Regions from separate parts of the Mus musculus genome. Here regions 1, 2 and 4 are each linked to region 3. A link is a loop called in an ENCODE intact Hi-C map of the cell type or tissue named here. Cell type or tissue: heart. All regions are shown on one strand. Region 1 holds the start of Atxn7l1 (ataxin 7-like 1). Region 2 overlaps F730043M19Rik (RIKEN cDNA F730043M19 gene). Region 3 holds the start of Gm33484 (a long non-coding RNA gene). Region 4 overlaps Atxn7l1 (ataxin 7-like 1).

Evidence for each region. A loop is a pair of places that touch in the nucleus more often than their neighbours do. Peaks named below come from ENCODE experiments on the same cell type or tissue, not always from the same donor. Only the 100,000 strongest peaks of a DNase experiment are listed, where the experiment ranks them.
Region 1: it touches region 3 in a loop (2.7-fold over the local background); 2 of 42 quality-filtered maps call a loop at or near these places.
Region 2: a loop joins it to region 3, with 4 times the contacts of the local background. A loop is called at or near these places in 16 of 42 quality-filtered maps.
Region 4: it touches region 3 in a loop (4-fold over the local background); 13 of 42 quality-filtered maps call a loop at or near these places.

What each region holds. Positions count from the first base shown.
Region 1 is chr12:33,144,677-33,152,676 of GRCm38, forward strand. It overlaps Atxn7l1 (ataxin 7-like 1), which reads left to right and starts at 2,295. Exons shown (of 11, transcript NM_001374022.1): 1 at 2,295-3,239; 2 at 3,757-3,825. The coding sequence starts at 3,059. It overlaps F730043M19Rik (RIKEN cDNA F730043M19 gene), which reads right to left and starts at 2,910. Exons shown (of 6, transcript NR_015602.3): 1 at 2,456-2,910. In heart, no CTCF peak of the experiment used is centred here; a DNase peak (open chromatin) is centred at 3,045; H3K4me3 peaks cover 2,307 bases; H3K27ac peaks cover 1,361 bases; H3K27me3 peaks cover 1,744 bases.
Region 2 is chr12:33,105,287-33,113,286 of GRCm38, forward strand. It overlaps F730043M19Rik (RIKEN cDNA F730043M19 gene), which reads right to left. Exons shown (of 6, transcript NR_015602.3): 6 at 6,425-6,851. Among named protein-coding and RNA genes, the nearest start is that of Cdhr3, 16 kb to the left of the region's middle. In heart, a CTCF peak has its summit at 4,455 (motif pointing left); DNase peaks (open chromatin) are centred at 4,465 and 5,755; H3K27ac peaks cover 1,433 bases.
Region 3 is chr12:32,906,693-32,914,692 of GRCm38, forward strand. Gm33484 (a long non-coding RNA gene) reads right to left here and starts at 2,442. Exons shown (of 3, transcript XR_381437.2): 1 at 2,212-2,442; 2 at 451-548. In heart, CTCF peaks have their summits at 3,541 (motif pointing right) and 4,337 (motif pointing right); no DNase peak of the experiment used is centred here; H3K4me3 peaks cover 698 bases; H3K27ac peaks cover 277 bases; H3K27me3 peaks cover 598 bases.
Region 4 is chr12:33,265,377-33,273,376 of GRCm38, forward strand. All of the region lies in intron 3 of Atxn7l1 (ataxin 7-like 1), which reads left to right. Among named protein-coding and RNA genes, the nearest start is that of Gm38649, 11 kb to the left of the region's middle. In heart, a CTCF peak has its summit at 4,584 (motif pointing left); no DNase peak of the experiment used is centred here.

The sequences.
Region 1 (8,000 bases), 240 kb after region 3:
AATCCCAGCATCTCATGCATCCTGACTAAAGAAACAGGCCTCAGACATGGGAGGCCGAGGCGGGAAGATTGCTGTGAGGTCACAGTGAGTTTGAGGCCATCCTGGGCTATAGTGTGATACCCCATTTCAAAACAAAACAAAACAAAACAGAAACAAGCAACCAAAACCAAAACCAATGCAACTACTGAGAGCAAGTGAGGGAGGGGGAGAGAGAGAGGGAGGGAGGGAGGGAGGGAGGGAGGGAGAGAGAGAGAGAGAGAGAGAGAGAGAGAGAGAGAGAGAGAGAGAATCATGACAAACATGTCTTATGACTCACTATGTATCAGGCCTTATTTATCTGCAGGGCTCAGCACCCTGAATTTCCCCTAATACATTAACTTAAAGAGAACAGCAGCTTTGGGTGACCATTCAACGGATCAAGAAAGCTGAGGTTCAGTAGGATTCGGGACATTGAATCACATGCTCACACTATCCCACGCTCCCTCAAGCTCCCCTCCCCCAACTACATTAAGCAATGAGGGCTGGCTTTGTTTCAGTGAGTACGCGTACATCAGTTTTCAACTTCTTCCCAGGTGAGCTAAGGGGTAAGAAAGGGCTACCATTGCTCCTATGGTGGCCCTGGCAAGTGACAGTGGTTAGGAACAGAGCAGGATCCACTAAGTCCGAGCCACAGGGAGTACAGAACTCTTTTGCACATCCTAGGAGACAGGAGTCTGTTGACTCTGCCAGGAGCAAGGGGACTGGAAAGCAGAGGACACATTCCCATGGAGGTTGCCCTGCCCTGCCAGAATGCAAATGTCCTGGGTTCCTTCAGTTCTACTTATCAAAAAGAGTCTGTTCATCATGCCCGGCTCATTCATGGCTGGGCTCTAGTGCTATCCATTAACAAAGAGCTGAAATCCCTCCAACTGGTATTCCTAGGTGGCGAGGAGGATTTCTGATGTTAGTCCTGTTTCTAATCTATCACCAGAAGTGAGGTAGGAAAAATAAACAACATGGTCCAACCAGCAAGGTGGGTGGTACACTTGCCTTCCAGGTGCTGAGAAATCTTAGAGAAAAACGAATGGTGTAGGTAGCAAAGTCCTCACAAATTGAGATGCTCAGAGAAATTTAGCAAGAGTGGCAGATGGGATAGATGGATTCATTTAAGTCGAAGTCTATTAAGCAATTTTGGGGACATGTTTGAATGGAACATGTTGGTTTTTTCCTAGCTGCCTCCAGCTAGCTCCCAATGATGGTCCTAGTAGGACACAAGACGTTACACAGCTAAGCCACACCATCGACCCACATATGCTTACATTCACCCAAGGTTCTGCATGGTCCCCTTTTCTAGGCAAGACCAGACCTCAGCTTACTATAAGATCTTCCCAATTTCTAATATGCAGAGCAGATTCCGTTTTCTTGGTGACACATTTTTTCTGAACACTCTTAGCTCATTTCAACTTCCGCCAAGGAACTGGCCCTGCCGTGAAAGTCCATACCCTTGCCACACTGGTCTGGGGTCACTGTACACATGCCTAGCTTCCCTGAAGAGCTAAGCATGATCGTTCTCCAGCTGCAGCTCTGTGAAGACCAGGATGGATCTCCCTCTCTCTCTGACCCTGGGCAACCGGTCCATGAGAAACAATGTTATTTAAAAAGATGCATGGGTGAAGTAATGTCAGGTACAGCGCCTGGCTCATCTAAGATGTCAAGGTCTGAGAAATATTTCCCAAACCACAAGTATTTAAAGTAAGGTAATTCCTTACCCACTGGCACCTTAGTTAGGTAGCAATTCATCCAAACCTGAGAATTATCCATGTCCCATAGAGGCAGGCCCACTCGCGCACACACATCACAGCTGAAAACAAGCCTCCAGAGGTTCCTTCCCCGCCCCCATCCTAATGCAGGTTTTGAGGTTCATGGTGCTGAGTGCCAGGACATTCCAGCCCCACCAGAATACAGCCCAGAATTAAGCAACGCTTCAGTGTGGAGCAGAAGGGCTCCCGGGGACAGCAGTGGTAAGAATGGAAGGATGCTTCACAAATAGAAAAGTTATTGATTACGGGGGTAAGGGTGTCTTTACAGTTTAGGGAATTCCTAGTAAGCAAACAATTCTAAAGAGGTAACAGAAGGTTAAGGTCTCATTTACCAGCCCCTAGGGTCAGAAGAGACATCTCAAAGCGCCACGCGTCTACACACCTGGCAGTCAGGTTCTCCGGTGATGCGAAGTCCTCTGGCCAACCTGCTTGCTCTGTGCAAGTGCTGGGTCTGAGGGAGGGGCTTAGCATCACCCAAGAGCCTTGAGCTCGCTCAGTCTCTGGTGTGCGCGGAGCAAAGTCTCCGCAGTGGCTCTACCAGCTGGGACACACAACCATCGCACAGATCCCCGGGAACGCCAGAGACAAAATGATTTTGGAATTTTGCCTGCTATGAAACCAAGGATGGGATGATCACTCCCCTTGCCCCCACTCACCGGTTTCTCGGAGTTATGTCCATTTCCCCTTTGCTTCTGACTCCTGAAGGCATCTGCGAAGAGACCGGATTCCAAGGCTCACCGAGAGAGGAGACAGGGTGAAGTGGATGGTAGCTGGGAGGTGTACTCTCTAGAGTCCCTGCTCTACCCTGAGGGATAAGGATGGAGGGGTGCAAAACAGCCGATTTCGTTCCCACTAAGCCTCCGGGATCCTTCTGGGACGTCGCATGGTGGGTGACTGGGACTCTGGGAGGAAGAGACTTGCAGCGAGCAAAACTTTCGGTCCTCCAGCGGCGACTGGACGAAAGAACCTGTGCTTCTTCCCGGGGTCGCGCCAGGGTTGCTGGCTGGACAGGGCGGCGGGGCGCAGCATCCTGGCGCGAGGCGACCCTGCCCGGCTGAACCGGCGGCGCACTCAGGCTCTGCTCTCAGCCTGCCGGACTCCGCGCTCTCCCGAGCCCCGCGCACACGGCGCCTCTCTGGCGCCCCCAGCGGCTGCACGCAGCACAGCAGGGCCGGGCAGGGCCGAGCGCGCCCCGCCTCCCGCCTCCTCCGCCGCCCTCCTCCCCCTCTCAGAACACTCAATGTCGGAACGTTCCGAAGATGACGTCGGAGCGTTCTCGAATCCCGTGTCTCTCGGCTGCTGCTGCCGAAGGAACAGGGAAAAAGCAACAAGAAGGAACAGCAATGGCGACACTGCACCGCAAAGTGCCCAGTCCGGAGGCGTTTCTGGGCAAACCCTGGTCCTCCTGGATCGACGCCGCCAAATTACACTGCTCCGACAGTAAGAACCCCACCGCCTGTACCTCCTTTTATTATCCTGTAACCTTTCCATTCACCTAGAGCCACTGGGAAAAAGTGTGTGTGTGAGAGAGAGTGGCCCCCGGCGTCCTCCATGCTTCTCTCTCTCTCTCTAAATAAATACACACAGACACAGACCATCAGAGCACAGAGAGGCCCGGCTGCCAGCAAAGCTGTCTGTCTGTCTGTGCCTGGCTCTCCGGGGCAGGCAGCCTGCGGGGTGGGCTTTCGCAGCCCCACGGTGGTGTCTGTTTAAAAGGCGACTCTGTTGCTGCTTGCATAGTTTTTTTTTTCCTTTCCTTTTTTGGGGGTACCTATCTGGGCCAGGTAGATGGAAAGCCAGACTCGGGAGAAAATGTTGCATTGTCAAATTTTGCAAGATTTTCAGATACAGTATTTAGATCGATCTGTTTGTCAATAAACACTCTCCCTCCCCCCTTGACTTTGGCATCCCCCCTTTTTTCCTCATTTTCTTTTTTCCTTTTCTTTTTCATCTGCAGATGTAGATTTAGAAGAGGCTGGAAAAGAGGGTGGCAAAAGCAGGGAGGTTATGAGGCTTAATAAAGAAGGTAAGTGGAGCTCTTGGCATGTTAGTGTTAGCTTGTGTGGCAGAGTCTTCACAGGCTTTGGAATATAATGTGAATTGTTCTGTTGGGTACAGAGTGACTAAGGCTTGTCAGAAATTGAGCACGCCCAGGTGACTACTGCTTCACTGTTAACTTCCTTCTTCGAAGTATAAATACAACTTGGGGGGGGGGTCTTTCAGTGTGGGGGAGGCTGTGGAAGGCAGAAGTTTACTGCACTCCGCTGGAGTCCACATTGGTCTCTGCCATTCTCCTTGGAGCACCATTGGCCAATGGTGGTGGTGGGGTTTGAAATCCCTGAGTGAGGAGGCATGGGGCTCCCTTCACAAGCATTCCAGCCTCCCTTGTATGTAAATTCACAAGTTTTAATGAACCCCACATGGTCGGTCATTCCGGCAGCTTCTCCACTCTCACTGAAAACCGTTGCACATGGCAAGCCTTGGCTGCAAGTAGCATTTTGTTACTTGTTGCTGGTCACGGTCACAGACTGTAGGCAGTGACCAGGGTTAGGGGTTATCAATATGTGCAGATCTTTGGCCTGCACTCTGACCCCTCCCCCCACAAATCTGTGCTTCCCAGCATGAAAATATGATACCTGAAAGGGGACACATTGAACAGACAATGACCCCAGATCTGGCATGTGAGTGAAGCCATTATGTCAGGCCTGGGCACACCATACACCTTTGGTTGTTGTAAATCAGTGATCCTTGTTTGCAAGCCTGCCATTGGTCACTCTGGCCTCTGGCTTCAAATGGAGCCACACTGGAGGACCTACTTTGTGCTTAAAGAAAGGATGGGTTCGTTTGAATTGTGATGCACTATCTGGAGTCTTGTATGGAGAACTGGCCGAAATTGGTGGTGGGAAGGAGTCATGGAGGGGCCAGAGGAATTGATGGGGGTTGTCAAAAAAGTTCAGACGTAACTTGACAGTAGGAGCATTTTCTCATCCGCGGCGAGTGGAGAAAAGCCATTCGAGTCTGCAGCCTAGTCCACTGGTGAAAGGGGGTGTTGCCCGCAGAGGTGGATGAGACCTGCTTGGAAAGTTGGGACTTGCGGACTCACACCAAGAATTGCCGATTTTCAGTGCCACACTATTTCCTGACCGTCCAGTAAGACGAATCGCTTGTGTTTCAGGAAAGAACGTGGACATTAAAACATTTACATCTTAACTCAAGGGCTGTTCTCCGGCACTGTGTTTCTGCTAATTAAGTACTTTGGGAACAAAACATTATTCTAAAGATGTTTGCCTCTAAATATCTTAGCGTGATCTTGATGCGTGTGTTTAGGATCCTCGGGGGACTGGCGTCAAGCGGGCTTCTTACAAGTGGCAGCTTATTGGTGCTAAATGTTCATGTGTGTTGGCAATGGAAAGGGATCCCCAGTGGTCGCCTCTCTTCCCAGGAAACTCTTGAGGTCTTGAACCTTTTAGAGAGCTAAGCTCTCAGACCACCAGCACTGTATGCTAAAGTTGACTCAAGGCTGTGGCGTGCACAGGATTGGCACGTGGCAGGCCAGGGTGATGAGTTAGGACCATAACCCACAAAATTTATCTTCCTGCTGCCCCATCTATGTCAGACTGCTCTTGTTCTCAGGTTCTCTTTGCTGCACGAGCAAGGGAGAATGAAATGCTCTCCTTCTCTCAGAAATCATAGTCTTGCTTCTTCTCTCCTCTGTCCTGTGAGGGTACAAGGATTTGCTTCGAATTGAATGCGTTTGCAGGAGGGACACCCTGTCGCTGTTCAGTGTCCCAAGCAGTTGGCTTATATAGCCAGGCATGGACTTAATCTCTTTGTTGTGGGCCTCGTGGAGTGGCCTTGGGTGACAATGAGGAATGAGAAGTTCCTGAGGTCTTCCTAGTGTAGGAACGCAGCTTTTCTTACAGAGAACATGTGTGTAGCAAGTGCATGCCCTTTGGTAAGAACTTAAGAGTTGGGCCGAGGCTCTGTGTCACAGTGTGGTCACATTGGGCCCCCTTGTTGGAGTAATCAAGTGGGAGGCCTTAGGGTGGGCAGATACTTGTGAAGGATGATTGCAGGACCCAGCGTAGCCCCTGTGGGACTCTGTGCATCTGTGTTTATGAACATACATGCCTGGCCATGGTGCTGTTGGCTAGAAGCAGGTCTTGAGGAGAAATATGGTAATAAAAGAATAAAAGTTTAGGGTTGCAATTGAGAAATGGCAGGACATACTGTTGCAGTGCCAAGTATATAACATAAAACCTACCATTGTAAGCTTTCCTGAGCACATAACCCAGTGGTATTAAGTATATTTACAGTGTCTTACAACTGTCACTAATCTTCATTTCCCGGCCTGTTTACCGTCTCAGCAGACGTAATCATATGTGCGATGATTTCCCATGTCCCCCAGCCCCTTGGTCCTGGCATCTTCCATTCCCTTTCTGCCTCTGGGAAGGTTCCTGTTCGAGATTCTTCAGGGAACCTGACTCCTCCCACGACGATATTTGCCCTTCGTGGGTTGAGCTTGTTTCTCTTAGCAGAGTGTTCACAGGGTTCATCCATGTTACATCGTGTATCAGTTCAGGCCTTTTCAAGGTAGAGTCATGCTCCTTTTGGCATCTACTACTCATCCATTGGGTGTGTGGGCCGTTTCTACCTTTTGACTATTGTGAATAGTGCTTTTCTGAGCATCAATGTGGTACAATCATTTTTCAGACGGGAAGTGAGGCTGGAAATATGAAATTGGAGTCATTTTGCCTCCCGAGCTATCTCGCCACTGCTGGGGCAGATACTGCAGGCACTGGCAGACTTTTTGAGTAATCTGGTAGTTGACATCTCCTCCTGCATCCCTTCCTTTGCTTTGTCGCCTATGCTGAGGAGGTCCTGTTAGCTGGATGCTCTGAAGTTTCCGTGAAGAACCTTCCCATCAGCCTTCCTATCCCCTCTAAAATTATACTTACAGAGGATTCAGCAAAGGCATTTGAATTGCAAACTGTTGCTAGTTCCCTTTTGGCCTGGGCTTGTGAGGGCTGCCTTAGGGTAGCTTCACTGAAAGACGAACTAGGGAGAACTGGGAGCCAACCTGGCACTCAGGCCCTGGGGAGAAAAAGGCTCACTTCTCTGGGTTGATCCTATAGACGTAAAGCAAGGGTTTGGGACTAACTGCCCTCCGTAGTCACTTTGAAACCTCTGTACTCAGGCTTTCCTAGTGAATGTCTCAACATTTAAAATACCGCCATGCCGAACAATCTGCCTCTAAAGAAACTTAAAAACAAAATGAAACAAAAACTCATCGCATTTAAAACAAACAAAACACCTTAAATGATTTCAGAAATATTGAGAATAACAGGGTATATTTTCTCAGTTTTTAAAAAAGTTTAGCTCAATATAAACAAAACAAACAAACAAATGAAAACAAACCAACAAAAAAATCCAACTGGACTGTGTAATCTGCTTACTAGAAACAGTTTGTGAATAGTTTGGGGTCTTCAGGACCTGAGTCCAGACCACAGGAGCTTAGTCCCAGAGCCCACAGATGTGAGGGGCTGCATCCAGACCTTAGCAGACAAGAGGGAAAGAATCTCAGTCCAGACCTCACAGATGTGAGAGACCCAGTCCAGATCGCAGCAGAGGAGAGGGGTCTCAGTACAGACTCCAGAGAAGTATAGGCCTGAGCCGAATGTCTACCACAAATGTGTGACCCCCAGGAAGAACACTATGGCCTCAGTTTGGTCTGAAAAGCCATAGCTTTCCTCAGAGGAGGCTCTAAGGAGCCCTGCTGGCACACTCATCATGAGAACTGTGCTAACTGATAGAAAATTCTAAGGAAGGCCATTTTTCTATGCTAAAGCTGTATATCACACTATTTTACCCAGCCAGGTAGGTGTGGCCTGAAGACGTTTCCCAAGCCAAAGTCTCACTCAGTTGGGGAAGATGTTTTCATTACTAAGGGTCTCAACCAAACTCTAAACAAAACAAAACTAACTTGTAGACAAAGAATGGCATCCACGTGTCTCAGAAGGGCCCTTAACTATGAAACAGATTATCAGGGCCGCTAGGAAGCAAGACAGAGAGCTCAGTGTATCGTAAGAGCTGACTGCATGCCCTCTTTGATTCCTTTTTATTATTACAGATATTACCATCATTTATTACTGAAACTAGTTCTGTAAAACTAGGTATTAGTTTAATTACCATGAATTTTTA
Region 2 (8,000 bases), 200 kb after region 3:
TGCTCTCTTGCACTCTTGCTCCTGAAGATGTAAGCAATAAAGTTTTGCCGCAGAAGATTCCGGTTTGTTGCGTTCTTCCTGGCCGGTCGCGAGAACGCGTGTAAGACCTGGCAGGCTCTTGGGAGGGCATGCAAGCTCACATGTCATTATTCACTGATGCCCATGAGTTCTCTAAGCAAGTGAACTTAACTGGGGAACAGTAAGGGGAAGTAGGGAATCAGGGGTGCCTAGCTTATTACTCGGATCTTCCTACTCTTGCCTACCCCTTACATGGGTCCTTGACGATGAGCAGTGGTCTTCTTTCTGTATGCATTTCTGAGGTTGTCTATCTGGCCACATCCCCTGCCTGTGGTGGGTTCACTGCATTTCTTCCTGACTCAGGACAAAGGCTCTGCTCTGAGAAAGACAGGCAGAGGAAAAGACTCTGGAAACTCAGAGCCCCTCACCAGGCCTGGGCAAAGCTGTCCTGCCTTTGCCCTGGGCAGTAGTTGGCAGCTCTAGCAGGGCTATTGATTTCATTGTCATGTCTGTTTAAGAATGTGCTGCCGAGAGATCTGTTGACAGACCCATGTCCCTGGGAAATCCCAAGCGAAGCAAGCAAGTGTGAAAGGAAGCACTGAGAACAGATTGAGCCCTCTGTGTCCTTGAGCTGGAGGACAGCCTTGCTGTCACAGCTCGGATCCTGATGGCTTTATACTGCAGTCTGGCTGGGAGCTGTGGCAGGGAGTAGGGTTGGAGGGGGGGGGGGTCACTGGACAGTATGTCCAGTCATGAGCTAACTGGGTCCCTTCCACAGTACGTTGGGCCTCCTAGCTGCCAGGTGATGTCCAGACTGGTGAAGTTGACATCCTGGTTTTATTTATTTATTTAGGAACATTGTATAATCATTTGACCATCACTTATAATCATATAACTTTATTAATAGCTCTTGGATTGGCTTAATCATGTATGCATGGCATGCATCTTTGTACCTGTAAGTACATATATGGGTATTCTCACACACACACACACGCACACGCACACACACACACACACACACACACACATTTAGAAGAGATTTCTAGAAGAAGCTGTATTGTCAGTAAACAGACCAGAGTATGATTCTGTTCAGAGCTTCCCCATCTGCAGCTTCTAAGAGACTTGGCCTCCCAAGCCACAGCCTCATTTACTCGTACCACACCCCTGGCTGCCGTTCCTTTGTGCTCACCTAACCCAGTGGACCCCAGGCATGGGCAGGGCTTCATCCATTGTATTTTCTGCAGGGTGCCACTTGGCTATAGCCTTTATCCAGTGCCTGAACCAGGCGAAGGATAAAAAGCCAGCCATGTCTACCCCATGCAAACCAACCTAAAGGGCAAAGTTCACTCAGCATTGCTTTGACTGAGGCCTCTGTCACTTGTGTGTAATAACTCACTCTTCCCTCGGCCCACTGTCAACGCCCTCCTTTTCCCTCAAGGTTGCCTTACATTTCATTGAACTTAAATACTTCTAGCAAGAGCAGATTCAAATGTAGCAATTATTTACCATTAATAATAATCTTCAATTTGTAGATTTTAAAGCCCCGTTAATAGGAAAATAAGTTACCAGCTGCATAACGCACTGGGTACACTAGCGAGAAGAAGCACACACAGTGAGCATGAGAGAGGGCTGCTGATCATCTCTATGGAGTAGCAATTATTTTTAGCAAATTTTCAGTGGAACCAGCTGGCCATGCATATTAACTGCTCTCATGCCATTTGCATTCGTTTCTGATAATGTTTCTTTCCCCCTTGCAATCACGCCTGCTTTCAGAGAACTGGCTGGGCATGCCAAGACCAAAGCCCTGGTAGATTCAGTATCTAGTGAGGGTCACCCTTCTTTGGAGAGTGTGACATTTCTTTAGCCTCACAAGGCTGAAGGGACAGAAGGAAGGCACAGACAGCTTTGGGAAGCATCCTTTATCAGGGCATTAATTCTGATCATGATGGTCCCTCTAACTTAACTTAAGCACTGCCACCTAAAGGTTCAGTTTCAACATATGGAATTTGGAAGGGCACATCCATCCAAACCTAGCACTTTGCCATCTCAACCTTCTTCGTATAACTAGGGCCAACCAGAAAGGAGCCAAGCAGAGCGGGCTCAGTAGTACACGGGTGCTCAGCGGCAGGAAGCCTGGGTTCTGCTCGCCAGACTTGTCAGTCAATAGTGGTCTTAGTTCAGGGACACTCATGTGACTCATTACCTCTTTTTAGTAAGCTCTCTGTGTTTGAATCTCTTTCAAGTAGCCTCTGTTGGTGAATCTGAATAATCTAATGAAAGGAAACACACACACGTACACACACACACCAAACACATGTACACACACACATACACACACACCAAACACACGTACACACACACACACACACACACACACACACACACACACCAAACACATACTCAATGTTACCTCTCACCGGGTCTGAGTCCTGCTTCACTTTTGTACTGGCACTTATCAAACCTCAATTATACTTAATAATTCTTCATCCGCTTTTCTTCTTCACCAGTGTGTAAGCATTGCTAGGGCAGATGCTTACTGCCGTATCCCTAGAGACCGAGACTACGATGAGAAATGCTGGAGACTGGCTTGTTGGTTGGATGCATGAATAGAAGTGCGGTTGAAAAATCTACTTCTGTCAAGTGGCAGCTGTGGAGCATACAGCTTTAGAGGAGAAAAAGGCAGTTTAAGTCAGGCAGCCATCAATCAACTTCTGCCGGTGATTCTCCCTTGGCATCTTCCTCCCTGTCATTGTCACCACCAACAACACCTTGATTGCTACTCTTTCACTTAGTTTGACTTCTGGTCCACAAGAAACACTCTACTCAATCAATCCAATTAAATGGGAAGTTTAGCAAATATTTGTCTGTGTCAAGTGCTTTGCACCCTTCTCTCCATTGGTCGGCTGGTCTACCTCCTCAGGAACACACAGAGCCAGGTGACTAGTGAAAGGGCCAGGGACTAGGAAGTAGGGGTGGTTGCTAAGCAGAGATTGTGCTAAATCCATTGATACTGCAAACACAATTCCAGGGGGCCTTTTCAGTCCACACACAGCACTGATTTCAAATATTGCTGTGCTGGTAGTTTTATGTCAACTTGACACAAACTATCATCATTATCTGATATGGAAGAACCTCAACTGAGAAATGCTTCCAGAAGATCTGGCTGTAGGCAATCCTGTGATTCATGAATGATTGATATGAGAGGGCCCATCCTGGGCTGGTGGTCCTGGGTTCTACAAGAAGACAGGCTGAGCAAGCCACAGGGAGTAAGTCAGTAAACAGCATCCCTCCATGGGCTCTGCATCAGCTCCTGCCTCCAGGTTCAGGCTGGGCTTGAGCTAGGCTGGTCCTGGCTTCCTTCAATGGTGGACTACAATGTAAACCAAGTAAACCATTTCCTCTTTTCTTGCTGTTGGTCATGGAGTTTTATCACAGCAATAGTAACCCTGGGAAGGACAACTGCAGCTCAATACCTACCCCCCAAACGCAAAGAGAAACCATTCTTATGGAGCCATTAAAACATTTCCCCAAAGTTTTTATACCAGACAGCAGCATATCAATATAATTGTAGTTATATTGGCCAAAAAATATTTTTAAATACATGTTCATCTCTAGCCAGATCTCTCTTTTAATCTAAGTGAAGTTTCTTTTATTTTTAAGAACAGCTTTAATTGCTACTTATTTTATGTGTGTGTGCTGGAGGAAAAGAAGGAGGTCAAAGGGTTACCAGACCACCTGTAACTGAAGTTACAGGCAGTTGTGAGCTGCCTGATGTGGATGCCGGGCAGGAATCGAACTTGGCTCCTCTGTAAGAAGAGTATGTGTTCTTAACCTCCGAGTCACTCCACTTTAAGAATAAACAAACAAATAGAATGAATAGAGCATAAAAGACTTAGTAGTAGCAATGATATGATATGAAGATGTGATAAAAATTTAATTAGGGCAATTGTGGTGGTGGGTAGAGTGGCAGTGTTGGTAGTGATGGTGATAGTGGTGATGATGTTGATTGTGATGACAGTAGTAATAATGGTGACAGTGATGATGCCTGTGATGCTGCCGGGAAGAGTGGGATGGTGGTGATGATGATGGGTTGGCCATGGTTACGATGTGGTAGTGGTAATGGTGATCACGGCAACCGTGATAATAATAATGGTGATGGATGGTGACAGTGATGGTGGTAACAGTGATGGTGTTGGTAATGATGCTGAAAGTTGTGATGGTGTAACAGTGCATTAATGGTGTGACCATGTTAGCTGCTGGCAATTAGCAAGGACTCCTGTGATGAGCTCTTTAGGCTCTGCTTTCTGTCTATTCATTCTTCTGTCCATAGCTTTGGGTATCATAGTATGTATGTACTGGGACTGGGAGCTAGGCAGGGTTGACCTGCCCACAGGGCCTTGCCTCTGCTGTGTTTAGCTTTAGGGAAATGTTGCCATCTAGTGCCCCACAGGAGTCTTAACTCTCTAAGCAGACAAGGCAGCCAGCCTCCCACAGCCTACCTCCTCCCTCTCTCCCAGGTCAGAGCCAGGCATGCCCTTCTCAGGCCAGCACCACTTCCACACAGCAACCATGCAAACATCCTCATAAGTTGCTTTGGTTTTATTTTCAGATTTTTTTCCCATTTTGAAACAGATACAAAGAGAAAGCCAGTAGTCATAGGATGAAGATTTGACCACAAGTTACTATTGACTGTGTTACTTTGTAACATGTAATATGCTGTTGCATAGTAAACTGGGCAAGGCAGGGGAAAGGATTTAAAAGTCACTAACAATATGCAAGTGAAGTAATCAGAGAGACACTGGCCTGGCCGTCTCTTGCTCCTCTGGGACCTTTCGCACCATGTCAGGTGGACTTCCTGGAGTTACTCCTCCGCACATGGAGCTGTAAAGCTGCGCACACTGCTGTGTGTAGTCAGCACCTCTCCAGCCATCCTGTGCTTTCTGAGAAAACAGCTAGATATACCTATCAGCAAACTGGTGCTCCGGGTTTCTGACGCTCTATTAGGAAAAGGGGTGTTGTTAAGGCAGGCATCCAATGACTATGTTCCTTAGAGGGCACTGGGCTGGAAGGGAGATGTTCCTGGGCCAGAAACCGCTGCAGTCTCTCCAAATCAGCCTGTCCAACCTTCAACCTAATCCTGCTTTTCGTGGTGTTTTTGGATCACAACTTGGATTTATACATCTATGGGTTTCAGGCCAATCTTCCCTGCTCCGTTGGGCAAGGCAAGGTCTACATCTATTCTGTCCATTGCTGTATCCTAGGAGAGAGACTCTGACACCAGGCCCCAGGCCCCCCTGATGTTTGTCTGAGAAAAACGGGTACACAGCTTTGGGAAAACTTGGTTTAGTGAGTGGGCAAGAAGACAGGATGGCAGCATACATCATAGGTACTGGGAGACTTCCTTCATTCATACTCTTGGGGTTTTGCAACTGTCCATCCCTAAAGCCCTCGGTCCCCCTTGAAATCTTGTGCTGGAGCCCTTCAACATTTTAAAGCTCTCCCCTCTCAACATTCTCACACACAGCCACCTTCCACTGGGCTGATTTTAATGGAGAATGAAACAAGTAGAAGGCAGAGCGTTGGGGAAGTTGACAAAGATAAACGGGGAGGAGGAAGTTTACATGGGAGAAGGAAGCTGATTGTTGTCCCACAGCTGTTCTGCACCGTAACTCAAGAATACCCATCGAGATTTGTTCCCTTCATCCGGGAATTCACAGGGACTCCTCACCGGAAACAAGAGACCTCAGAGGACACAGGCACTTGCCATAGACGGGCAATGCTGTGGCTCCGAGCACGCTGTCAGCTGAGAGCCTGTAACAGTCCATCTGGGGACTAGCAACCTTGTTGAAATGTTGAGAACAAAGGCTTTTTTGTCTTCTGCCACTTGTGAGGCAGTGCTTTTCAAAGGAACTCTAATTATAAATCCTTGTGAGTAAACTTGGCAGCGTTGAAGATCTGCCTTGTGTCCTAACTTTCTCAGTCCGTTTAGGCCTGGCGAAATCCCAAAAGCTTTCTGCCGAGCCCTCTTTTCCTAATTCCTAACCCCTAGAGTGGCTTCAGGGAAATTTCATCCATATGTTTCTGAGGCACTTACAGTGAACTCGTGTTCTGCTAGAAGGAATGTGTTCTCAAGTTCCAGAGTCCAGAGCATAGCATGTTTTCGGCCTGAAATGGATGATGCTAGCTTTGGGAGAATGTTTTTGAACTTTCTAATTACAAGGCCGGAAAGAGTGTGGTATTTCCTGCTCTGGCTCTCCTTCTCCTTTCTAGAGCGTGTTTGAAAACCTTCGCTATTGTTTATGAAGCTGGTAAATGTCACGTGTATGTTTGGATCTAAACAAGCTGGGGATCTAAGAGGGTTTTAAAAAACAAACAAACGAACAAACAAACAAACAAAAAACAAGTTCCTATTTTTAACCTAAGCCAGAAAAGAAAGAAACATTTATTGAACTCACCATACATGGCAGGTGCATCTCAGCAGCCTGGTGAAAGAGACATTATCCTTATTTATAAGGAATCAGACACAGATTCTGAGAAAAAGTTTGTACTTAGTAAACTCGAGCTTGGGATTCAAACCAGAAGGCATCTAGCTCCAAGGCTGTGTTCTTTCTTATCAGCCCCACGAGTTCACAAACACAAAGCGGGGCTTTCGTATTCTAGTTCATGGTCGGTGTGAGGCTAAGGGTGGCAGGCAGTTTTCTGTTTGGCTTCTTTTAAGTGAACAGACTAGACTAGTCGCTACCGCCGGAGGATTAATCGTTCTTCGGTGCTGTTGTCTCAGGAGAGTTTAGGCCAGGGTCTTCCTCAGCGTGATCAGATGTCAGACACGGAAGCTGTTGTTTTGGGGAAGAAGTGTTTTCATGATGATCAGCTATCAGCTGAGCAGAACTACAGGTAAGAAAGAGGCACACTCCGGTATTTACTGGTTTGTGAGACAAAAAGCTCAGTTTCTTCAGCAAATAAATGGCAAGGAAAAATAAAAGGAAGGAAGCCTAGAGATGACAGAGAGCAAGCAAGAGTCGTTCCCAGCAAGGGCAGTGCGCAGATGTTACTTGGCTTTTGGTTTGGAGAAACCAACGGAACAAAGAAGTTGTGAGATAAACAGGAAATCAGAGTACAGACGGAAAGATATATATTATTAACAGATTAGTGTTAGTTACATATGATGAAGATCTACTGATCAGATCTAAAGAGAAAAGGACAGACCTTGGTCTAGTGCTGGAGCTCCAGGCAAGAGGGCATGCTTGTGGGACTGAGTCCCATCTGTCTCCTTGCCACAAAAGACAGACAGGATTGTATAGCATAATAATGGGGGTTTAAAAAGAAAAGGAAGAAGCAAAGAAGGGAGGGAGGAGGAGACGGGAGAAGAGTTGAACCAATAGAAAAGAAGTTCCCATCAGAGAGAGCCAAAGTCCTACAGAATCATGTCCGCACATGTGCAGTTTGTGAGGGCCCAGTCTCTGCCTCTCTCTTCTCTGACCAGCAGAGCAGAGGGCCCTCCTTGCTGGGAGAGAACACCCAGTGCTTTCCAGCTTTGTTGTGCAGCACAGAGGTTTGCTAGCTGTGCCGGAATGAGAGCCATGTCAGGTAACTGGAGTTCTGATGACAAGCGATCAGATAGCAGAATGCTGACAGACAGGGCCTGTGAGGTGGTTGTGAGGAGCGGGAGGGGGCTTCAGACTTCGAGGTAAAGACCACCTGTTCAGCAACTCCAGCTGCAGAACTTTTTCAAATTCAGTCTTTCTTGTTCCTTTATAATTCATATATGTTGAATGCATGGAGTTTAAATGTACAGTCCTTACTGTCCCACTTTAAAAATTATCTTTGATGAGCACATATGCTTTATTATCCACACCACAATGAAGAGAGGAGAGGTCCATGGTTCTAGAAAGTTCTGTCCTGGGCCTGTCAATTACTCAAAAGTCGCTACCTTAGAAGCACTGTGGTGCCTGATTCCTCCCTCCATGCTTGCCTATCTATAA
Region 3 (8,000 bases):
AGGCTCCAAAATTCTCATCAAAGTTAATAAGAATCTATGGCTCAGAGAGACCGGGTCAGGATGGCTGGTAAATGGCCAAGCCAAGACTCCAACTCTATCGTCCTGATCTTGGCTGTGACATTTCATCAGTCCAGCTAGAGAGTGGCCAGGCAAAGTCCAAACAGCAGAGAATTTGGGAGCATCTTGGTGGCATCTGCCAACACTTGGTACACATCTGTCTGTCATGATGTCAGCAGCAGAAACTGACACAGGCTTGGTCATGAAGGATGAAAACCCAGCGTTGCTTCTGTGACAGTGAGCAACACTAAGTGCTGAGACTGTCCGTGGCCGCTATGTGATGGCAACACTTAAGTCAAGTGACCTCGTGGGGTGTGAACACAGGAGACAAACGTCCAGCACTACTTGGGAGACTGACTAGCATAACCACTGAACCCCCAGAACCCGCAGTACCTGAAGACGGGAACCTCCTGATCTCTAAAAGGTGGTGCTGCCTCTTTGCTGGAGTCTCTGTCATGTTTCTGTCACGTTGAAGGTATCCCAAGAGACCTCTGCTGTTGCATTGGTGCATACAAGGAAGAAAAAGTACACTGTCCAGAAACCCAGAGTGGTACAGGCAAGACTGCCTGAAATAGTTTTCCCTAGAGTGGATGCAGGTGGATGTCCTATACAAACTTTGATGGTATTTTTGGATTATTTTGCCAGTTGTAAGAAATCCAAAAGTCTAAGATTCTTCTCAGCTAATTTAGCATGGCTGTGTCCGTATTGAAAGACTCCAAACTTGGGATTTTTCTGCCAGAACATGACAGTGACTAGAATCGGCCCCTCAGCAGTGCAATCAGTTTAGACAAGCTATTGAGACCCAGCTATGAATACAGAAGGACGCTGGAACAATGGGAACTTAAGAGTAAACTGAGCTCTGTAAATAGAAACAGCACATTTCTGCCACAATTTCCCACATTTTGTGGGCTTCATTTGCATTGCCAAGGAAATGGCCATATACATGTCCAGCTGAAAGACAGCCTACTGTGTGTTGGACTAGTGCACTGTATTGTGGAAGATACTAAGGTTTGCATGGTCCCTTCTCCAGTGTCCTGGACATACGTCCTTTGCAAACCCTATCACGGCAGGCAGTAGTAATGCACACCCTGTCTGCTTTGCAGATGTATTGTCTGTGTATATGCTGCCTAAAATATACTGAGAGAACATTTCAGTAATTACCATTTTAATTACACCGTGTGTGTGTGTATGTGTGTGTTCGTGTGTGTGTGTTCACACTTGTGCTTGAGTGTGAAGGCCAGAGGATAACTTACAGAAGTCAGTTCTCCATCCGCCATGAGTCTCAAGCATAGAACTCAAGTTGTCAGGCTTGGCAGCAGACACCTTTAACCACAGAGCCATCTAACCTGCCTTAGCAATCATGTTTCTAAGAGAACAGGCACACAGCAGCAGGCCTCTAGATCAGGGGTGGTCAAGCCTAACTGTGCTTCTAACATTTCTCTAGGGAAAAGCTGCCTGCAAGCTCCTCGGGGTACTCTGCATTTTCCAGAGTCTGTTGGAAGGAGTTATTGTTTTACTCTTTTAAAGTGTGTTTCTAAGGCTCAAGAAATGAATTGGTAGTTAGGAGTAATGGCTACTCTTACAGAGAGCCCAGGTTTGATTCCCAGCACCCACACAGCAGCACACAATTGTTTGTAACTCCTGGTCCAGGGGATCTGATGCCCTCTTCTGGATCCCCATAGGCATTGTTTACAAATGGTATACCTAAACACATGCAGGCAAGCACACATATAAAACTAAGATCAATATTTTAAGCATGCCTGTGGTTGTACTCTTAGCACACACTTAACTGGCTTCCTATAGGAATTAGAATACTGGAGGTGTTAAAAAATAAAAATAGGGTATAGCTTTGCTTGCAAGCCTAGAGTGTCCCCTAGATGACATCTCTGCCAACATTCTTAACTGAATGGGCCAACAAAGCCTAGCTGGGTCCCATCCCATTAGCCTCAATGGAAGAGCATTATGGAAAGAGAAGGGAGAGGCCAGATTGTCCTGGGCTCACTCTCCTACCCCTCCCAACCAGGCAGAGAAATACCTTGACAGAAAGAGCTCCGAGCTCCTAGGCATGCAGGAGGAGCTGCCCACCCAATTTGGTTCTGTTCCCAGTCCCTTCCAGGATTGTGGCTACCTAAAACCAGCCAGGCTCATAGGTACCTTGGATGTACCGTGGTGGTTTGATTACTCTCCTTAGAAATCGCTGGGTCTAGGGAATGGCAGAAAAAACTGAGTTCAGCCACGTTGAGGCATTGGTGGAGGGTTGATTTTGACCTGGGTAGTGTTCCATGTGCTGATCAGCTGTCTTTCCTTTAAGAGGGTAAGCTCATTAGCCAGGCATGGTGGTACACAGTTCAAGGTCATCCACGGAGATTCTAGTCCAGATTGGATTACATGAGCACCTGTCTCAAAAGAAAGAGTGTATTTATTCTCCTGCAGGCTGTCAGCTCCAACCGTGGTGACTTCAGCCTATAGTCCCAGCACTTGACAAGCTAAGGCAGGAGGACTGTGAGTTTGAGAGCTGCTTAAAATACACAGTGAGACTTTGTCTCAAAACCAAACAAATCACAAATAAAAAATAAAGACAACTTCAAACTTCAGAATTTTGAGGTTGGTTAAGTTTTTACTTGAAATCAGAGGCTACATAGTCCACAACTGGCTAAGAAACATTGAGAAAACAGACACATAGTTACCACAAATGCTCTGTGGATCCCAGAGCCTGGCCATCTCAGACACCAAAGGCACAAATCTCCCACACAGCTGAGTCTAAGGCCTACACAGGGTGCTTTGCAGCAATTCCCCCCTGGGAGAGTCTATTTCAACCCCAGTCACTTACTGGCATGTGACCCTTAGCCTCCAGACGCTAGTACGTGTTTGTGATGCTGCTGTGGAAAAGGAGTTTGCTCATTGTTGTACACTTGTCCAGAACTTGGACTCTTACATTCTCTTACTCTCTGGCTACGACTTCTCTGACCTGATGGCAATTAACCAAGCCCAGAAATAATGGACTGGCTTGTGGTTAGGAAGGGCTGTAGAGATTTCCTCTTCCCATAAGCCATAGACGTGGGGTTGTCTTTACTCTTTAACGGCAAAAACCGTGTTGTCGCCTATTGACACACAGTGTAAGAATTGGACATTTCCTTCCACCCAGACACCACTACTTGGACAGTGCGTGACACACGTGCTCAGATGATGTTTGCTGAATGGCTTATTTGCTGGCTTCTTAACACTAATAAGACTGGTGGAAGTGAGAGTTGACTTTCCCCCGGGTCCTCTGAAACAGTAATCGCTGATTTGCCTCACGTCTTTCCATTAAACAATGAGGGATTTTTTTTTCAAAAACATGCCTTAATATTGTGAAGCAGGCTGAAATGAGTCAGAGATTAAATCTAATTGCTAGCTACATCCTTTGAACTATTAGAAACAATAGTGGCTTCCAGCAGCACAGTGAGTTGAAACGCATCGTGTACACGAAGTTATAAGACAAAAGTCCACTAGAGGGCAACAGAGGGCCAGGAATTGACTGCCGAATTTGTAGGCTGACCAAATTCTCTAGGCTTCAGTTCTCTGAGCCAAGGAGCAGACGCCAGAAGGATGAGACACCGCTGCGGTGGAGAATGGAGAGATCAGTCAGAAGCTGAAAAGAAAGTAGGTGAGGAGTCTGTGAGATGGCTCCATTCGCTGCCAAACCTGCGGACCTGAATTCAATCCCTGAGCAGAAGAGAACGGAATCCTGCACGTTATTTTATACACAACAAACGCACACTAGCTAATTAAACGTTTAAAGAAAATAAATCACCCCGTTTTAAGACCAAGAAACTATGCATGGCAGAAACCAGGAGGCCTGGATGTGGAAGTTCCCAGAGGATCATCCTGGGGAGTCCGAGCACAATGTTGCAGACATCAGGGGCCAGAGAGACTGTGCCAAATCAAGCCCCTCACATCTCAATTCACTAGAAATTCAAGAATCTGGTTGAGAATGGAGGGCACTGAGCTCTTACCATACACTAACCCACTCAGCCTAAGCAAAGAAAGGACTGGACTCTCCTGTGGTGACTTTTCCTGAATTGCGTCCACGGGGAAACCGTTTCAGGCATTCGGCGTTGCCTTGACATCCTGCTCTCGCTGACCAGCTGTGCGACCAAGCGCTCCACATCTCCTCTTCTTTTCCCATGAATTGGGCGTGATATTACAAGCAGAACCTTTTAGAAAAGATTTTTAATTATGAGATTGTGCGATGATGGTGGTGTTAGTGTGAGTACAAGAGCCCTCAAAGGCCAGAAGAGGGCGCTAGATCCCCAGGGGCTGGAGTTAAAAGTGCCTGTGAACTGCCCGATGTTGATGCCGGGAACTACACCCAGTCTTCTGCGAGAGTAACCTCTGAACAGCTTTTTATATGAGGGATTTAATGGAGGTTTGATATCTTACAAGCTTGGTTATTTAAAATAATCCATCAATTCCAGGACTCTGTAGGCAAAGGCAGGTGGATCTCTGAGTTCGAGGCCAGCCTGGTTTCAAAGTGAGTTCCAGGACAAAGACTACACTACATAGGGTAACTCTGTTAAAAAAAAAACAAAAAAACAAAACAAAACAAAAAAACCCTCAGACTAAAATAAAATAAATAAAATGCAAAGTCTTTCTCTTATCAGATTGACATTTAATGACGCACTTGGCCACACTATCTGACTCTGGCCACTCATGTCACCTTGAAACTTCTTGATTCTTAACAAGATTTGGGTTGGAGAGGTAGAGAGGAGATGTTGATATTTGCTTTACTTCAAGTTTTGCACGCAAGCAAGACTTTAATATTTTTATTGCACATTAGATGATTTCCGATCACTAAGGGTTCCTAATACCCACCCTCAGACTGCTGCAAGGATTAAATGTGCTGTGGGGCTTAAGGCAACAACAGACAGAGGCAGTCTGTCAATCACCTCAGCTCAGTAGCTTAAACCAGCAACCACTCACACATCTGGAGCCCGCTAGAGACTGGATCACCCCAGCTAAATTTAGCTTACCTCCTGCCTTTTCATCCTCCTGAGATTAGTCACCTACTCAATCGGGGCAGCAGTGAAGAACAGAAAGCACTTGGAAAGACAGACCCCCACGGGCTCCTGCCCAGAACTGGATCAGCTTCTGCCTCCTGCTGTTATGTGGCAAAGCCCTGATCCAAGGCTGGGAAAATAGAATCTACTATGTGATACATACTGTGTCTTTTTATTATGGGTTTCCAACAACCACAGTGTGAATACCTTTGATCAGGGATTGTCTGTCTGTCTGTCTGTCTGTCTGTCTTGTTCATGTTGTTTACCATTGGCAAAAGAGAGGATGGAGAGGTCACAGGGTCATATGGGGCAGGAGAGGCAAAATCTAAACAGGACTGGCTGGCTCCAGAGCTCATGATCTGAGTTACTATGTTCTATTACTTCTCTTAACAAAAGATGGGTGAGCAATTATAGGCTGTGTAAGACCCTATAATATTATAGGGCCCTAAGTGGGACCTAAGTATCATAATGCATTTTTTCCTGGAGTCAGAGTCTCTGGTGGAAGCATCAATTTGCTGTGTTCATTACTGTATCGGGTGGCAACACAGAAAAGATGTATTAAGAAAAGTGCATTTAAAGACACAGAGGCCAGCCTGGGCAACTTAGCAGGGTCCTGCCTCAAAGTTTTTCAGATATAGTTCAATGATGGAAGTGCTTGCCTGCCATGGATGGTGTTCTGGATTCTACCTCTGGATTCCTCAGTAGAGGAAAAGAGGAAGAGAGGAAGGGGAAGAGGAGGAGAGAAAGAGAAGAGGGAGAAGACAGGAAAGGAAAAGGAAGAAGAGGAGAGGAGGAGAGGAGAGGAAAGGAAGAAGAGGAGAGAAGAGGAGGGGAAAGGAAGAGGAAGAAGGGAGGAAAATAAGAGGGAGAGGAGAGGCGGAGGGACAAGGAGGTGGGGAAGGAAACAGAAGAAAAACATGGCCTGCCTAGCGAGTGAAACAGCAGAGCCAACTACCTAGAAAATGAGAGGAATATTTTCAAACTATTTCTCTGACAATGAGCTAATAATTGGGACATAAAAGGAAATCAAGCAATTCAGTGGTAATAAACTCCAAGTAAAACATTGTCAGCAGATCTACATAGGCATTTCTGAAGGAAGACATGCAAATGGCCAAGACGAACATGAAAAGGGTCAGGCTAACAGTCACCCAAGAAACATATGTCAAAACCACAGTAAGGTGTTGCAAGAATTGCCATGACATGTAAACGACAGCAAAGGCTACTTACGAGGAGGAGGAAGGGGAACTTCTGCACACTGCTTGTGGAAATATAAATAAACAGCAGCTCTGGAAAACAATACGGAGATACCTGGAAATAAAAATAAAAAAATAAAAATTAGACGATCCAGCAATCTCACACTTACTGAGGACATTAAATCAGGATATGAAAGAGGAATCTGCATGTCCATGTTTATTGTAGAATCACAGGACCCAAGAAATGGAAGCAACCTAAATGCCTATCATCTGATAAGTGGATGAAGAAAATATGGTCCATAGGCATAATGAAATGCTATTTGACCTCACAAAACAAATGAAACCCCATCATTTATGATAAGGTGTACCTACCTGGAGGTCATTGCATTTAGTCAAATAAGCCAGACACCATGAAATGAGCTCACAGTACTGTGTAGTCCACAGCGTAGACTCAAGGAAGCCGAGAGCAGCATGGTGCACCCCAGAGGCTGTAAGAGCAGGAGAAGGGACAGATGGGGACAGAGATGGTGATGAGGTGTCTATCGGTGGGACTGAGTCACAGTACAGAGGGAGAGATAAGTCCTTCTGCGCTGTTGCTAAGGAGGATTGATGACAGGTGAAGACCACATGTCACATATGTTTTTAAAGTTAGTAGAATTTGCAATGTTTTAGCATAAGTAAATAATAATCGAGGGAGGATATAAGTATGTTGACCCTAATTTACACATTATATAATATATAAAATATTATTATATGTATATATTATATATTATGTGTTATATATAATATTACATTATACATAATATATAATATTATATATTGTATTTAAAGGGTAACTAAAGTTTTCAATGTGTTAGTTAACTTGATTGTGGCAATTATTTTGTAAGGCTTACATGTATCAAATCAGTATGTTGTTGTATATATTAAATATGTACAATTTTTGGTCAGTTGTTCTTCACTAGAGCTGGAAAATATTTTTTTAAAGACGCTATTCATGAGAAAGACTAAGTCAGGCCTAGTGGCACAACCTATAATCCTCACTATTCAAGAGACTGAGGCAGGAGGATCATAAGTACAACTTTGCCTGGTGAGCACAGTGAAACTCTGCCTCAGAATAAAATATACTTCTTCAAAGATTTATTTTATGCACATGAGTACTCTATCTGCATGTATGCCCACATACCAGAATAGGGCACCAAATCCCATTATAGACGGTTGTGACTGAGAACTGAACTCAGGACCTCTGGAAGAAAAGACAGTGCTCTTAACCACTGAGCCATCTCTCCAGCCCCCCAAAAGAGCTAGAGGATGCAGCTTAGTGGCGGAGCCCTTGCTTAGCATGCATGAGGCCTTCGAGTTCACTGGATTCGCAGAGACACAGACAATGAAAAGGGAGAAAGATGAAAGGAAAGATGAGAAAGAAAAGCAGAGAAGACAAGCCACAAGGTATGGGAGATGACCAGACTGAAAAAGCTCACAAAGGATGTGGCCCGTCCTCTGCCTCCCAACAGTACCGCACATCAGCCTGACTTAGGAGCACTGCACTTAGCTGTAGTGTTCAGACCATTTCCACAACCACCTCTGAATATGCATGTCAGCGTCTCACCACTCTATCAGCAAGTTTTGTTACTGTCAGACCTAAGTCAGCCGACTCACAAGGGTGTTCCTTGGTGAGGCTGAGAACAGGGGTTGCAAACCAGCAGACTGTGGG
Region 4 (8,000 bases), 360 kb after region 3:
AAGGTCCTTTGTTATTCAAACTATTTGAGACCAAAGAATAAGATGAAAATCTCCCTCAATTGATTTTATGAAGCCAGCACGACCTGAATCGTCAAGTCTAAAAAGAATGTGTCTCTTCCATCTCAAAAGCTTTGAGGCAAAAAGATGACTCTGACAAAGAAGGCCGAGGAAGGAAGCAAGGTGAGGCGTGTGCATCGGCACCTGCTTTGAAGCAGAGCCTCTCTACCTGGCTGCACTCGAGTCTCCCTGGGAGGTAGGGACCAGGCCCTCAGGACGTTTTCAATTCCCCAGACCCACTGCTCTAAGGTGCCTCCAACTCACAGAAGCTCAACACCTAGTGTGCACCTGGAGATCACCTCAGCTCTCTGGCAGTTTGAGGAGAGGAGCCTTTTCTTTGCAAAATTTCAGGCATGGTCAGAGCTAAAGAATGTCTGGGCTGCAGATGTCCCAGGTCCTATCAGAGCCTGAGGAGGGACCACAGATGGGCAAGTGCCTTGCCTCGGAGGCCAAAGACCCAATGGTGATGGATCTGCTCATGTCTACAAGTCCTGCGCCAGGAGCCTCGTCTCCTGCAAAGGAAAACCAGGACAGCTCAGGGAGTTTTCATGTGTGGAAACAGTGAGTGAGATGTTGGCGGATCAGTTCATTACTGTGCTGCAGAGAGATTAAGCCCACGTGGTAAGCAGGTCGCATAAATAGTTAATGAGCAGTGTAGACGCACAGTTGATCCACGTCTTCAGACTCCTTATTCTTTACACAGTTCCTACATTCAGAGCACTCTAATCAGCCCTGTGACCACTGGACTAATCCACAACATTCGCCTCTTCACAAAATCCTGCAAAGCTCGGCAGAAGAAGGGTGATATTTTGAACCCCATTTCTTCAGCGGGTTCCCTGAGCAGAGACTCTGTAGCTCCCTTTGGTCTCCCATCTTCCTCAAAACCTTTGCCTGAGACAACTTGCTTTTTTGTCTGTTGTCAGCTCCCTGGAACTGGTGTTACAAGTGGTTGTAAGATGCCACGTGGGTGCTGGGAATTGAACCCGGAAAAGCAGCCAATGTTCCTAACCACAGACACTCGATCCAGCCCCTCTATCCCTTGTTTTTCGGTAAATAATAATTATGAAGTGACGTGAACGATTGTTGGCCTATCAAGAATAATTAAATGAAGGGCCATTGGTAGAGGCTTGCTTCATTTCGTATGGAGCAATGCAAGCCCTATGCCTGTGCTCTTTCCACTGTGGTAAAGTACCAGAAATTGATCTGGGCCATCCAGAGCCTCTGAGTCTTTAAACAGTGAAAGAAAGAGCAAACTGCCGAAAGGTAACAGACAAATGGCCCATGCCCCTTGTTGGCTTTATAGGGTAACAGCTGATGGAGTGGGGATCAATGGATTAGGATTAGCAAAATATCAACTGGTGAAGCTGGGTGGTCGGTATATACATATGCTGTGCTTTTTGTGTGTCTGAAAGCTTTCCTTAAAAACAACAAAAAGCTATGGGAAAAGAAGTTAGGTCTTTTCTCTTCCCAGTGCAGTGCCCTAATAGCCTCCCCACAATAGATTCGGCCATGCCATCTTTTAAAAAGTATAATACAAGATGCTGCATGCCTGTAATCCTGGCACTCAGAAGACCGAGGCAGAAAGATTGCAAGTTGGAGACCAGCCTGAACTCCATAGTTGTTGTCCTAAGACAACAAAAAAGAAGGGAGAGACACACAGGTTAGTAGAAAACAATGTCTATTAGACTGCTCCTAAGCAGGTCCAGGACCCTGAACCAATGGAACATCCCAAAAGAGGGCTTGAAATCTCTGCAAAGAGGCCGAAGTGTTCAGTGCCTGGCCCAGAGCATGTGAGGCAGATACTATCAATGACAGATATTATCCATGTTGTTATAGATGCTGTAAGGGTAGCCAAGGGCATGCTGGTCCAGAGGGAAGGAGAGAGACTCAGGGAACAGAATACCTTCTGGGTATCTCATCAGAAACTGTGCTAGCCCCTGTAAGTGGGCATGCACAGAGAAGGGTGAGTCTTTGTCTCCACAGGGACTACGCCAGCAATGTCTGTTGGCCTGGCTGTTTCAGATCATGCTGACCGTATTATGCATCCCACCGGGAAAAGGGAGCATTAATACAGAGACAGGGAAACTCCAGAGTTTGGGTCTACTCGTGGTTCTGGAAAGGATATCTATTGAAATATGGATTCTCTCATCGCTTGCTCTGTTACTCTTTTTGCTTTGCTGTGTTCTATATTCATTTTCTCCCTGTTTTCCTTTCCTTCTCCCTTCCTTTCTTCTTCCTCTCCTTCTTCGCTCCATCCCTTTCTCTCTCTCTCTCTCCCTCCCTTTCCTCCTCTTTTCCCTCTTTTCCTCCCTCCTTTCCATGCCTATTGCTCTTGATTACTGTGTGGAGGAGGAGACCCTGGCCTGACAAGAGGTGTGGGTATGTCAGCCTTGAGGGATCATTTTCATTTACGATAAAGCTGCATTTCCTAAGAACAAAGGCAGCCAAGGCAAGGGTTTGTTTTAAAGCAGAAAGAAGAGGGATCCCGAGGTCTGCTGAGCCTTCAGAACAACATGTAGTACACAAGAGCCAACGAGTCCCATCTGGAGTCCAAGCAAGGGTGAAGACCTGGTAGCCACTTGACTCAAATGTTAGTTGGAGATTGCTCATGGTCTCCTCTCTCTGCAGAGGATTGCCTTAACAAGCACTGGACTGCCTGTCCTGATTGCTGTCCAACTGTGGCATCTTTGAATGATGGCAGATTTTTCTCACCATGACAACAGCTGCCTCAGCTCCGAGAAGCGGTCTGAGTTTGGTTTTGTTTGTGTGGATTTGGGTGTCATGTTTTACATCTTCTGGCACAGAATCTCTTCCATGTGTTTGGGACTTCACAGTAGAGAGAGCACATTTGTGCTTGGATGTCTCCACCTCCTTGGACATTCCCAGTATCCCTGTGGGGTGAGGCTGGAATGAGATCTTAAACCCCGGCTTACCAGAAAAGAAACAAATACTCAGAATTCAGTGTTTTTTCTTTCAGAGTCAGAAAGTTAGTCATTGGCATATATGCAACTAAATTTTTAAATTCCCCGAACTTGAGAGGATTATCAATCAGGACAGAGAGACAAAGTAATGTTCCAAATACAATCTTAAACATGCAGTACTGAGCATTTAACGGGACTCAAAAGCATTAGTGAGGGGCAGTGGGTGTATGGGTGGATGGATGGAGCGCCTATAGGCGAGAAAGTGGCCTTGATTGCTTTTGTACCCTCGTGTCCACCGATAAATATTCGTTTAATGAACAATCCACTTCATAGACTTAAACTTTAACACCAAGTCACACAAGGATTTTGTAGAAAGGTAACTAAAAGAGACAAGGTCTCGGGGCCTGGAGAGATGGCTCAGAAGTTAAGATCACTGACTGCTCTTCCAGAGGTCAGGAGTTCAATTCCCAGCAACCACGTAGTAGCTCACAACCTTCTGTATTGGGATACGATGCCCTCTTCTAGTGTGTCTGAAGACAGCTATAATGTACCCTTCCTATACATAAAAATAAATAAGTAATTTAAAAAAAGAGAGAGAGAGAAGGTCTCACTGTGCCACACAGCCTGGCTCCAGTCTTCCTGCTCTAGTCTCCTAAGTAGCTGAGATGTGCACCAGCTCTGAACATGTACAGTGTGACGATTTATCAATACCTAACAGCACACAATTAGTCTTCATTTGATTTAAAAAAAAAAATCACCCAGCTAGGGAAATGCATCAGTAGGTAAAGTATTTGTCACACAAGTGTGAAGACTTGAGTTTAGTTCCCTGGAACCTGGGTACAGCTGGCTAGCTCCCATCTGTTCTCCTAGCATTCTGACGGCAGCCAAGCTAGCCTACAAGTCAGAGCGATGAACAACAAAGATGTTACATCTGAAAACAAGGGGGGAGGTAAGGACTGATTCCCATGCGAGTCCTTTGATCTCAAGATGCTTGCCAATGGCGCACACACACACACACACACACACACACACACTCCACACACACTCCAGAGGTTTTTAAACTCCACTCGTTTCTATGGTCCTTCCACTGGTATTGCATGCCCGCTCTTGCCTGCCATGCTCTAGATTCTATTCCAAGTACTGGTGAGGCCACAAAGAGCAAAAGGGAAGTGCTTACTTTCATGGAAATCACCCTCTATTTAAGGACCTCAGACAGTAAGCAACTATATTATTACTGGGGGAGGGGAGCACGGTGGGAGTGAAAAATGAAGATGGGTAGTGATGAGGTGGGGGGTTGCTATTTTAGCCACTAAGGTCTCTATGATACAGAGAGGAACTCAGACGCTGTGGACTGAGTCACACCCACAACAGCATTCCAAGCAGAAGCAGCGGCAGGTGAAGAGGCACCTAGGCAGGAGGAGCATGCTTAGTAGGAGTGAGGAGCAACCAAAAATTCATTGAGGCAGACAGCTAAAGGGGATTCAAAGATTCTGAGCAGGGGCCATGGAAATGGCCCAGTGCTTAAGAGCAGCCAACTTGGGTCTACGTGGCAGCAGCTCACAACCATTGTAATGTCAATTCCAAGGGATTGGCGCCCTCTTCTGACTTCTGTCAGTATTGCATACACAGTATGCCTATACATACAGACAAGCACTCATACACGTAAAACCAAAATAGTTTTTAATTCCAAACAATAAAATGAAGGACTCTCCCCACAACTACTACCACCACCATTAAAATCAGCTACAACAAGTTTAGCGGTTATATACAAGTCTGACAGTGACCCTGTCCCCACCCAACATAGGCGCTATTTTGTTCAATGTTGGTTCACACATTTGAGGGCAGCTGTGAACTGCTCAAAAGTCACTGCCAAAGTAAAAACAGAAGATGTGTCTATAAGCTGTCTGAAATCTGTACTTAGATTTTGCCTGCCTGTCTTCCTTCTTTCCTTCCTTCCTTCCTTCCTTCCTTCCTTCCTTCCTTTTTTTCTTTTTAGTTTTCAGAAGAAATAAAAAAATAATGTTTTAAGGGTATTCTTTTAAAGACAGATGTTACTCTTGGCAGGCCGATTCTAGAAGAAAACTGTTTCCTGTGTGTGCATCTTATGCTACATCAGTGAAGGACATGTACTACCATGGTCGAAACAGTGTTGCTCCCTTAATATTAACGAGAAAGGTAGTTTGCTCAGCATACCTCAGTGGTACCCAACGTCCCTTCCTGTCCTGGTTCTCCTCTGCCGTGGCTCCCCCACGCCATGCCTGTTCCTCCATTTCCTTACTATTTGTCACCTTGACATTTTGGAGAGTATTAGCCCAGTATGTCACAGGATACTCTCTGTTAAAGTTGTGCCTATGTTTTCTTCATGATTAAGCTAGGGTTAAGCTTCTTGGCGTAAGGACCACAGATGTAAAATGTCCTCACACCTTATCAACGACAGCTGATGCTCAGAAGGGCTCCTGTTAACACGGCTTCTCTCCACCCGGCTGAAGAAGTTTCTGAGGTGCCCTTTGTCAGTTTCTCCAAAGAGTGACTCTCTCCTGTCCCCACCCTTTCCATCCTTCATTCTCTGGAGGGAACCACAGAGCACAAGCCACTAATAAGTGGGATTGACAGTCCCTGTCCTGTGTGTAGAATGCCCAATGTGGTCTTTTGGGACTTCTCTACAATGAGAAGTTACATTTTCTCCTCCAACTGTCTCTTTGCTCAGACATTTACTTATGTCAATGAGGACTTACAATTCTTTAATTTAGGGCCAGCAAAATGGCTAAAGGCCGTTGCTGCCAAGCTTGATGATCCACAGAAACCACAAAGTTGCAGGGGAGCTCCAACTGCGCAGCCATCCCCTGGCCTCTGACACACAGTCAATTGTGAATTGATTGACACACAATCGATAAATGTAGTTTTAAGAAATTAATCTTTAATTTAGACCAAGGGGTATCCCACCAGAGAATGAAGGGTGGAAAGGGTGGGGACAGGGGAGAGTCACTTTGTTGCTTAGGCAGTCCAGTTGGGGCTGTATTCCTATGATTGGGAGCCTTGATCATTTTTTTTTTTTTGTCGTTAGAATTGTATAATTTTTTTCTGCTTTTTCCAGCATTGCAGGATGCTTCAGGTTCATCTTGTATATGTCCTGTCCCTGTCTAAGAATCAGTTATTTCTCCAAAGAGTCCAAGTTCCTTTCACTGAAGAGTAATCCAAGGAGCCAAGATCTAGGGATGAGACATACTCTCTGTCTCTGAGTCTCCCACTTGGCTGACAGAGCAGAGAAATAAGTCTGTGTATCTTAACCTATGTATCTACATTTATAGATAAACATAAACATTACATACCTATAAATGTGTCTGAATGTCTCCACCTGTGTCTGTATTAGTTCAATAGGGATTCATTTCAGTGTCTCTGACTCAAACCCATCCCGGTAAGGACATTATTTTATTTTATTTTATTTTATTAGACTTTGCCATTGCCTATCCATAAATTTCTACTGAAATAGTAAGAAACCTGGCCGCCACCCCGTGCTATCTGTTTTCTTAATTGTTCAGTTCTAATATGCACGGGCTGCAGTATCGGAACCGTAACTCCTGGGAGCCGGCTTCATCAACTCTGTGCAGTGCTTACGAGCCGGCCGCTTTGCCTTTAATTTTATAGACTGCTCTTTCCAAAGTTACTGAAGTCAGCACTTTCCCCGCAGCGAGGCCGTTCCCTACACTGGTAATACAGTTAAACTCTCTTGTCACAGTCTGCATTCCTTCCTAGATCCGAGAGGACACTTTAATAACATTATTTCTAGCTGAATAGTAAATTCACAAAGAGCAGCTTCAGTGAGAAGCAAAGTGGAGCACACATTTCCTGTCATTTTCCTTGTGTGTTTGTTGGTTGGTTTTTAATAAAAAAGTCTCACATCACACAAGTAATTCATTAATGCAGCTAAAACTCCCCTCAATGCCACTCCCAAGTCTAGTCCGGGTCCCAAATAAAAACGCCGCTGTCAATCTAGGACTTGTCTCTCTGGGGTATTTTACTTCCATATTTATTTATATCCATAGACACGGGCCTACAGAAAATGCCTGGGGCTGCTATGCATCTTCTTATCTTTTCTAAGATGGAGCCCAGGCCAGTCTTGAACTCATCCTGTAGCTTAGCCTGGTCTTGAGCTCACAACACATCCCCCTATGTCAGAGTGGTGGATTTCTAGACGTGCACCAGCTCATCTGGCGCCGAATCTTTTATCGCAGATGATAATACGACAGCCAATCTTCACTGCCAACCTGACTGGGTTTAGAGTCCCGTGGAGCACACACCTCCCTCTCAGGATGCCTGTTAGGGTGTTTCCAGAGGGTTTAACTGAGGGAGGAGAGCCCACTCTGGGTGTGTTAGCATCTCATGGGTGGGGTCCTGGACTGAATAAAGAAGAGGGAAAGGGGGAAAAAAAACCCTGAACAGCAGCCCTCACCTCGTTTCTTTCTTCATCACGTTCGTCCTTTTGTTAGAGTGGTCAGAAAAGTAACAATAAGAGCACCATGCATAATTTATTCACAAGAATGTATTATTTCCAGTCCATACATGACTGTCTTCCTTGTAAATAGATTTCATAAATGGGTGACTTGGTTATAATTCCCCCCCTCCGACCCCCTGCTGTTGATAATGGTCGTGCTAGCCTGTGTTTCCTCAAGAACTACTGGGCTATAGAGATACACATTTTAATTTTAATAGCTCCTGTCAAATTGCCCATCAATACCCTCAAACTGAAGGGGAAAAATTTTTTTTTGTTCTGTATTATGTGGCTGAGTGGGAAAGAATCCGATTGCTAGTTTTTAATTTGTCTGAATGTTCATCTCTAGAGAATAGTAGCTGGGGGTTGAGGGGGGGGTAGGAAGACTCATTCTCTGTTATTTAAAAGAACCTCATGCTGAGATGATTTCAAGTGCTTTTAAAATGTTAATAGTTAAATTGTTAGAAAAAGTGGGTAGTGTGGTGTAACAGTCTTCTCGGCTCTCAGTCAACTGATCCCACAGTGCTGCCACA